Linked DNA regions of Mus musculus: region 1 is linked to region 2. Evidence: chromatin loops called from intact Hi-C (ENCODE). Cell type or tissue: heart. All regions are shown on one strand.

Region 1 (5,000 bases), 180 kb before region 2:
AAAAGTCTGCATTAAAATGTCTATTTAAATACTTACTTCAAGGATCAAGCAAATTGTTTTAATATCTTACTCTTCAAAGTCAAGATAAATGAAGTATGACTCAAAACTGCTAGATTAACCAGTTACTGAGGGAATAAAATGTACCTTAACACCTTAAGTAACTTCAGTTACTTTTTTAAAAATTCTATTTATCATGAAGATTCCTTTAAAAGCCTCACTCTGGGGCTGGAGAGATGGCTGCTATGGAGACTTTCAGAAGGGAGCATACTCATGCTTAAGAGCAACTGCAACAGGAGTGGTCTTGAATAAGGAGAGCAACAAGATTTAGGGCAGGAGGTTCTCAACCTGTGGATCTCTGACTCTTTGGGTCTGAACCCTTTTCATAGGGGACCTTTATTACCTTATCAGTTAACTTATTATTAACTTATCAGTTAAGAGCACTGACTGCTCTTCTGAAGGTCCTGAGTTCAAATCCCAGTGACCACATGGTAGCTCACAACCATCTGTAATGAGATCTGATGCCCTCTTCTGGAGTGTCTGAAGACAGCTACAGTGTACTTACATATAATAATAAACAAATCTTTTTTAAAAATTAAAAAAAAAAAGCCCCATCCTTATATATCTGTATAGGAGTTTTAGGGGAATGATAAACAACACCATCTAGGAGATCTGGAGAAGCAAGATCAAACACTGTAAACACTATTGGTGAATCCAAGAGGTACTGCAGTGGCACACACAAATACAAATCAAAATCTTTAAAGAGAGCTAGAGGATTGTAATGGCTCTGGGATGTAACATATTTGGTCTTGCAAGAACCATTTTGGATTCCAGCACCCACATGCTGGCTCACAACCATCTATAAGGCTTATGTAGGCACTAGGAGATAAGTGTAATTAGTAATGCACATTCATTCATATATGCAGGCTATACTCATAATACATAAAAAGTAATTTTAATTTTAAAAAATTTTTAAAAGGAATATTAGAACAGAAGAAAATCTGACATCCCACACTAAACTACAACTGATAAAACGATTCTGAAGAAAAAGGAGGCTATGAGGCTCTCCAGGTAAGTCCTAATTTCCTGTCAGCATAGTTCCACATTGTCAGGAGGACCCTCTGAAAGCCTTTCAAGTCTCCCTACCCCCCCAACAAAAACGTTTCCATCAGGACTGAACTTGGGAAGTTGAGCTTACTTGATGGTGTCAGCAAACTCTATGGAGTTCAACTTCTCTGACAACAGTGTTTTGAGGTCTGCCCAATATAAGCGAGATGATGTAGGAACATCCTCTGTTTCCATGGTTTCTGACTTGTCTGTCTCCTCCGTTTCAGCCAGTTTCACACACTCCTCTTTTTGTTCTACACGCTTACAATAGCCCAGGTAGCCACTCATGAATCCTAAAAACAGGAAGTTTTAGAGCTAAACTCACAGAACTCATTTTTAACTTATCCCTGAAAACTTTTAATTAAACTATGAGAATCTAATAGAAAATTATGAACCTGAGTTTAATGGAATTTAAATTACCACAACTAAGTCATATTTTACAGTGACCTGTTTAAGACATGGGTGCACACCTTGTCTTACTGGAAGCCTTTCTTAGTACTATTCCAAATGTCCTGCATATCTCTAATAAAACATCCATAATGTAAACGTTTCCCATCTTGCAGGACCTAATCTGCCGGCAGGTAGGGAGCCCCAGTGCCATTTAAAGTACAAAGCATCTCCTCATCCAAAAGAAACAAGAACTAGCTAGTCTAAGAACTAGCTAGTCTAAGAACTAGTTAGTCATAAGAAATCCTTCTGAATGGCCACTCATTCTTACCAATCAAGAAGAAAATGACTAGTGCAATAGCTGCAAAGCAGAGTCTTCCATTAAACCTCTTGGGTTTTCTGACACTAGCCTTCATGTTATTGTCGGCATTTTCTTCTTCATCTGCAGCCAGTTTCATCTCCACATGACTGTTATCTCCATCTACTTGCCGAGCAAGGCTAAACCGGGTGTATGACAATGGTTCCCCACCAAACTGATATTTTTAAAAAAGAGAAAAGAGATACAAATATTAAGACATTACAGTAGTTTGGTCATTATACTATATGCATAATAATATGACAAACATTCATATGGAAAGTTACCCTTTATAACTGATGAACTCCTTTCTGTGCCCAGTTCTGTAAATGGTAGATGAAGGCTAACTAACAGTCTTTATGTATTTATTTTATGTGAGTACACTGTCGCTGTCTTCAGACACCCCAGAAGAGGGCGTCAGATCTCATTACAGATGGCTGTGAGCCACCATGTGGTCACTGGGAACTGAACTCAGGAGATAGTGCTCTTAACCGCTGAACCATCTCTCCAGCCCACTAATACTCTTTCATTCAGCCTTTCGAGGGTTTCTATTTCCTGTTTCCTATAACATTTCTATTTATAATACTTTTTTTTTTTTTTAAAGAGATGGGTTTATCTTGCCACATTGCTCAGACTAGCCCTGACTGGCTAATGATTCCTCTGGGATTACTGGCATACATTTTAGTTCTACCTTGTTATATAACGTTTCCAAAACAGCCAAAGCTACCCTATTCTTCATAAGTATTTCCCATAATTAATTTTTTAAAGAATCATTCATTTATATAATGTATAAGTACACTGTACCTTTTTTTTTAAAAGATCTGTTTGTTTATTTTTTTTATGTATGAGGACACTGTAGCTGTCTTCAAACACACCAGAAAGAGGGCATCGGATCCCATTACAGATGGTTGTGAGCCACCACGTGGTTGCTGGGAATTGAACTCAGGACCTCTGGAAGAGCAGGCAGTGTTCTTAACCTCTAAGTCATCCCTCTAGCCCCACATAATGAATCTTAATCGAAACTAAACATATTTGTTTTGGGGTGTTGTATATATCTGTCTACAATCTCCAGCACTTGGGGAAAAAAAGGAAGTTGGAGTTTAAGGTCAACCTGAGGCAATATAGAAAGACCTTGCCTCAAAGAAAAACCTAGTACCTCTTTTGTGCAATCTGTTTCACCTTAATACCATTAGTTCAGATTTAAAAAAAAAAAAAAAAAAAAAAAAAAGGCTGGTCAAAATTTGGGGTATTGGGGCTGGTGTGATAGCTCAGTGGGTAAGAGTACCCAACTGCTTTTCCAAAGGTCCAGTGTTCAAGTCCCAGCAACCACATGGTGGCTCACAACCATCTGATGAGATCTGACGCCCTCTTCTGGTGTGTCTGAAGACAGCTACAGTGTACATACATATAATAAAAAAAAAAAAAATTGGGGGTATCATCTTGTACTCACTGGGTGAAGTCATGTTTTTGTTTTGTTTTTTACTGAACATTTTTTCAGATAGATGAAAGTACCTTACCAAGTTAGAGAATGCTGATCTGGCTTGATCCATCATTCTCAGCTGCTACAAGGGAGTACCTGATATTAAAACAGAGACCAATGCATCAGGTTACTGAAGGCTTACGATGGGATTGTCATTATATCAAACTTACTCCTAAATATAGTTACTTTTCTAGAAAAGCTCTGTAGTGCTTGAACCAGGATCTCACCAGAAAGTTCTGGCTGGCCATGAACTGAGATCCTACCATGTCAACTTCCCAGCACTGAGAACTATACCATAACCTGTCTCCTAGACATTAATTAAAATGTTTAATTTACTGATAACCAACTCAGTGATCCTTGACTGGATGCTGAATAGAGGTGGGATAGCAAAAAGAAAGCTACAAAGGATAAACCTGAGCCTTGAGACAAAGATATCTGAACATGGATAATGCTATTCCATGTTAGATTCAGAGTGTGATAATTTGTTCTTAGAAGTTGAATTAAGAATCATGATATCAATTGGGTAGTGACTGTGATGCCTTTAATCCTAGCACTTGGGAGGCAGGCAATTCCGAAGCCAGCCAGCTAGAGCTACAAAACAAATAAAAAACAAAACAAAACCCAAAGGATAGAGAAAACTAGTTAGAATATAAGTGTGTTTAATCAAAAGAAAAACTAGGATGGCAAGCCTTTCAGTTTTCTTAAGTTGTCCAAGCTGGCCATGTTCGTTCTGCCTCTTGCCTCCCAAGTACTAGAATAGAACAGCTAGTGGGCACCACTCTGTCCAAATAAATGCTTAAACTTAGTATCCAAAGACAAAGAAAAAAATCCAGAAACTAGGAGAATTAAGACTGTTATTTTACAAAACACTCAGGACTAGTTCTAAGGCCTATTCATTAGTATTTTTGAATCCCCATGCTTTAATGATTAAAGTCACATACCAGATCATACATGTTCTCAGAAGCCCAATCTCTTGTCCCTTCTGTTACAGTTTATCACTACCACCTCACCAGAAACAGACCCAATCGCTAGAGCCAGAACTAGAAGGCCCCACCCTGAGCCAATTTTAATCATATTCTAGGGGGAAAAAAACAGCTAACACATTAATGCTTGTCTGAAATAGCTATCCCTAAAATATTCTGCTTTCCCAAACAGGTCTCAAGTTGATATGATTAATAATAATACTAATAAAATGATTGAACAATTTTGAGCCTAAACAGGCTGTTGGTATTAATGTCTAAATTTGGCTTTATAACCCAATTACACCTTATTTTTCTAAGAAACAAGTTATTTCGATTTTAATTCATCGAACTAAAATTAAGAATAACAACAAAAAAAAAACCCCAACAATTCAGAACTGGGCAGTGGTGGCACATGCCTTTAATCTCAGCACTTAGGTGGGTGGATCTGAGTTTGAATTCAGCCTAGTCTAGAGCTACAAGGACAGCCAGGACTACACAGAGAAGCCCTGTGTAGAAGGGAAAGTTAAAAAAAAAGACATGAAATTTCCATTTAATCCCAACACTCAACTCTGCATTTGTGAACACCATAGTAGTTCCAAAGTAGCCAGTGTCAGAGCTAGTGACACACGCCTTTAATCCCAGCACTTGGGAAGCAGAGAATTTGTTTTCAAGGTCAACCTGGTCTACACAGTGATAACCTGACAAGATAAAA
Region 2 (5,000 bases):
AAGAACGACAAACTCTCCATATTTATACAAGGAGAAATCATAAGCTCATTCTCTCTCAATAAAGTCACCATACTGGTTCTCACTGAGGCTGGCCTCAAACTCTCTATGCAGCCAAGGAAAGAGTTCAAGGATGGCCGTGAACTTGTGATCCTCATGCCTTTACCACCCAGCTGCTGAACGTACAAGCCTGTACCATCATACCCAGCCATTTTGCTAGCTTGCTTTGAAAGAAATCGGCAAATCAGCCTTGGTTTAAACCCCAAATTAAAAACAAAAACAAACAAGCACAAGCGAAAAACTAGCCAATTCCCTAGAGAAGTGAAGTTGAAGCAGGTTCTCTTCTAGTTCCTTCTGGTTGTGTAAAATATGTGTCAAGTACATAAGCATTAGTCCTAAAGGTGTAACTGGTCAGGCCAGAATAGTCCTCCAAACCCTCAGCAATTTCCACTTAAGAACCTTTCTGACTCTTCATTCCCTATTGTAAAGTGTACAGTGAGAAGGGTGGCTATTAGGTAGGTAACCAGATTAATACACTGTAGTGAAGTTAAAACAGCCCAGGCTAACCTAGGATTCACCATCCTCCAGCCTCAACTTCTCAAATGATAGGATATATACAACCACAGCTAGCTTTCAAATTCCTGTTACCATTGTTTTGTTTTGAGATATTCATTCTCATTCATTCTCTCTCTCTCTCTCTCTCTCTCTCTCTCTCTCTCTCTCTCTCTCTCTCTCTCTCTCTCTCTCTCCTGACTGTCCTGAAGCTTACTATGGAGAGCAGGCTGGTCTTTAAAGGTATGTTCTACCATGCCCTATCCCAGTATCTTTTTTTTTTTAATTTTTTTTAGACAAAGTCTTTCTATGCAATCCTGGCTGTCCTGATACTCCACTTGCAGTTGAGGCTGGCCTTGAGCTCAGAGATATCCCTATCTGTACCTCCCAAGTGCTGGAATAAAAGACATTTGGTACCACACCTGACCCAATACCTTTTTAATAGCAATCCTATTTACTTGTAGACTCTCCAACCATAAAGATTGAATAGAATATGAAGATCTATCTCTCCCTACTTCTATTTTATTCTTAGCAAACTGTTTTCTGGGTTTGCAGTTTTGCTCTTAAACTGTGTTATCCTCAAAGTTTCTCCTTCCTCAATGCCTATTCCTGGCAGTTTCTCCACAACAAACGCCTATATCCTTATTGCTTCTATAACTATCACCATCCCTATTTCAATATAGCTTTTGGCTCTCCCAACAAAAATTGTGTTTTAGTCCTCAATCATAACTAGCTATCTTGATTACGGTCAAATAGCTTTCTCCAGTTAAGGCCATCTGTTGGAGCCTGTGGCCAGCACAGGTCCCAGTTCCTAACTCACTCTACACTTACTTCTCTGCAGTTCCTTAATCATAGAATCATTACAGAAAGAAAAACCTCAAATAATCCAAACCCACTACTTCTCAAACTAAAAAAGCAACAACAGCAAAAAGCTAGACATGGTGGCATGCACCTTTAATCTTGAGGCAGAGGCCAGGAGTCTCTGTGAGTTCAAGGCCACCCTGGTCTAGATGGTTCCAGGTCAGTGGCTATACATAGTGAGATCCTGTATTAATGCCTCAGAGCCAGCACTGGTGAGGCAGAAATAGGCAGATCTCTGAGTTCAAGGCCAGCCCGGTCTACAGAGGGAGTTCCAGGACAACCAGGGCTACATAGAGACACCTTGACTTGAAGAAACAAACTCACAAGCAAGAGCAAAGAAACAAAACCAAAACACTTTAAGTCCACCAAAATTTTTAAGCCCAACTGAAAATACTTGTCTCAGCCTCCTGGGTGTCTGAATTCTAGTTGTGTATCACCACACCCAGTTTTCAAACTTTAGCTCGTTTACTGCATACGTAGTAAGATGTAGGAAGCTAACTTTATAGCATCATTGCAAACACACCTGAAACCTATTTTATAAATCCTTACTATGTGAACACAGCGGGGATTTCTATTGTAGACCAGTTGTCTGTATTTAGTTAGTTGCCATCCAACTAAACTGTCTTCACAGCCCAATAGTAAACTGGGACTCAGAGTTGGGTGGCATAATCCAACTCTGAACTTTCCGCTTACTGACGAAGACACTAGCTCAGTGGTGAACTAAGTTTCTCACCCACGGAAGTTTGCCCGTAAAATTCAAACTCTGGTCTGGTCTCACACCAGTGCGGTTTCTTCGTAAGACCTGTGCCGGGTGGGTCCCTCGCTCATTCACTCACACTTTGTACACAAACACAAGTGCAAAGCACCACCCCCAATTCCTGATCTTACATTCTCCTCCAAGTCAGCCCTCAAAGTCGCTGCTTGTCGGTGAGCGCGCCCTCGCAGCCGCTGCTTCATGGTCCCTCGGATCAATCCCCTCAGTCACTATCCATCGATCAGTCAGTCCCCGGGTAGTCACTGCTGCATACTTACTCGGTCATGGTCCCGTCGCAGCCTCTGCCTCGTGCTCTCCGAGGTCAGAGTCCCTCGCATTTACTGCTCCGGGGGTCACAGACCCCTCACAAGCGGCCACCCCTGGGTCACAGTCCTCTTGGCTGTCATTGTACCTCGGTCACAGTAGCCTCCTGCTTCACACTTTCCCTAGCTGTCACTGGCCCACTCTTCAGTCGCAGCCCCCTCACGCTCCCAGCCCGCCTTTGTCCTCGCAAAGCACCCACTACCCGGAGTTTCCTTACCTCAACTCCTCCAGGCTCCGGTCCCCCTCGGATCCCTTCCCCGCGCCGCGTCACCGACTAGCGAAGTCAAATGGGTTGCGGGGAGACGCCCGGGAAACATCTGACCGGACTGCGGACCGGAAGTCCCGCCTCCCGCCCGCCCTCTTGTCAATGCCACCTCCGCATTCCTGAAAACCACAACCTGACAGAGTAGTTCCGCTTCCAGAGGGGCCGGGCGCGTGGGGTGACTGAGCCGAAGCGCTGGAGGCAGGCGCGGGGTCGGCGGGCTCGGAATTCCGGATGTGTGGCGCCTCCTGCCGCCGGTCTCCCGGCGTCCCCTGCGCCCGCTGCCCCTCGCCTTCTCCGCAGGGCTGGGGCTCCGATGTCCGACCTCCCCGAGGACTTCGAGCCCGCCGGCTCGGTCAGGCGAGCTCGGGTCTGAGCTCATCCTCTGTCTGCCAGTTATTCGGACCTGGGTTGACTCATCAGAAAACGAGCCTAGAAATCGACCCGGGAAGTAGTGGAGCAGGAGTAGAGGCGAGGGCAAAAATGCACAGACAAGGAGGCTGTAGTCTAGGGAACGAACTTCCTACGGTGAGCTTTTGGGGGATTTTGTTTGGCCGAGTCCCCCCCCCCCACACACACACACACACAACACACTTCTAAGATTTTGTGTGTCCACGGAGGCCATAAATGGGGTGACATGTCTTGGAGCTAGAGTTAACGGGCCTTTGTGAATACCTGGGTGCTGGGACCTGAACTCTAGTGGGTTTTGTTTTTTTTGGTTTTTTGGTTTTTTGTTTTTTGTTTTTTGTTTTTTTTTTTTTCGTTTTTTCGAGACAGGGTTTCTCTGTGTAGCCCTGGCTGTCCTGGAACTCACTCTGTAGACCAGGCTGGCCTCGAACTCAGAAATCCACCTGCCTGTGCCTCCCCAGTGCTGGGATTAAAGGCGTGCACCACCACTGCCGGGCTAATTCTAGTCTTAATTGAACAGTAAGTGCTTTTAACTCTTAACCACTGAACTCTCTCTCCAGACTTTTTGAGGGGAATTAAAAGTAACTATCAGACATGGCCTTTACTGTTGCCGAGACTGGCCTGGACCTTACTATTTGTCCCATGCCGGCCTTGAATTTGCAGTGGACCTCCTGCCTCAGACTCTAGAGTGCGGTCATTAGCCGCCACACCCTGTGCAATTCTGTAGCTGTAAGGCAAGTGGGAAGAAAACTCTACAGGAGAAAGATGGGGGGGGTGGGGGTAGACTTTTATGTATTTGTTTGCATTTTTTACTTGAAGATAACTGAGAGGAAAGAGGATGGGTGAACTTGTGCATCTGCTGAGGTGCTTCTAAGGAGAAAAATGATTAAAAGCTAGCACACACACTTAAGTTCAAATAGGTATTTGGACTTGGCAGATAAAATGCCCCCAAAAAAGGACTTCGTAGCTGGAGGAGACACCAAGGGCCTCTCTGGGGAAGATGGGCATCACAAAGGTAGTAGTTTAGACTGTAGCTAACATAGAAACCTAGGAATCTTTTTATGGTGGTGGTTATTTTCTAGACAGGGTGTCTCTGTATAGAGCAGGCTAATGTATAATTCACAGAGATCCACCTGCTTCTGCCTCTTGGGTGCTGGGATTAAAGGCGTGTGACAGCACCACCTGGCTGAAACTCCTTGCTCTACTTTCATGTACACTTGAAATTTCTCAGACCCTGTCACTAAACAAAAGGGATATACCTTTAAGCAGTGAGCTGTGTAAACCATAGGGTAGTCAGCCAATAGCTGAGCACAAATAACAGGCCAGAAGAAACGAAAGCAACAGTACAAAGAAAGTAAGTTTTTATAATGGTGCAAAATTTGAAATTAGCCCCTTGATAAGGAAAGGTCAAAATTCAAATGGTATAACCTAATGATATAAATGCAGCTATTATGAAAGTCATAAAAACTATTCATGACATAAGGGGTGAAAACACACAATTTATTTTATAAATATTTTTTTACATCTTATAAGGAACAATGAATAGAAAATATACCCAAGTATCTAGTCATCTGACATATTAAAATGAATTTTCCCCTTTTTCTCTATATTTTCCAAATGTAGAAAGGGCAGAGATAACATAATAAAATCAAGCCATTTAAACATATACAACTTAACAGATTTTAGGTACCAAAGTGCCAACTTGTTTTTATTTGGTCAGGAAATTTAACAATATAAAAAAGTTAAGGTTCCTTGAAGTCACACTTCCCAACGATTCAATAGTAGAAACACCCAAATGCTGCCACCACACAGAATAAGCTGTCCTACAATGAAAAAGACAGA

Evidence for each region. Hi-C counts contacts between places; a loop is a spot of excess contacts. Peaks named below come from ENCODE experiments on the same cell type or tissue, not always from the same donor. Only the 100,000 strongest peaks of a DNase experiment are listed, where the experiment ranks them.
Region 1: it touches region 2 in a loop (3-fold over the local background); 1 of 42 quality-filtered maps calls a loop at or near these places.

Annotation. Positions count from the first base shown.
Region 1 is chr16:32,611,590-32,616,589 of GRCm38, reverse strand. Tfrc (transferrin receptor) reads right to left here. Exons shown (of 19, transcript NM_011638.4): 2 at 3,364-3,422; 3 at 1,823-2,024; 4 at 1,196-1,397. The coding sequence starts at 3,399. Among named protein-coding and RNA genes, the nearest start is that of Tfrc, 5.2 kb to the right of the region's middle. In heart, CTCF peaks have their summits at 2,250 (motif pointing right) and 3,250 (motif pointing left); no DNase peak of the experiment used is centred here; H3K4me3 peaks cover 360 bases.
Region 2 is chr16:32,428,737-32,433,736 of GRCm38, reverse strand. It overlaps Tctex1d2 (Tctex1 domain containing 2), which reads right to left. Exons shown (of 5, transcript NM_025329.4): 5 at 4,638-4,981. The coding sequence ends at 4,934. Pcyt1a (phosphate cytidylyltransferase 1, choline, alpha isoform) reads right to left here and starts at 2,816. Exons shown (of 9, transcript NM_009981.4): 1 at 2,706-2,816. In heart, a CTCF peak has its summit at 2,982; a DNase peak (open chromatin) is centred at 2,856; H3K4me3 peaks cover 2,569 bases; H3K27ac peaks cover 2,030 bases.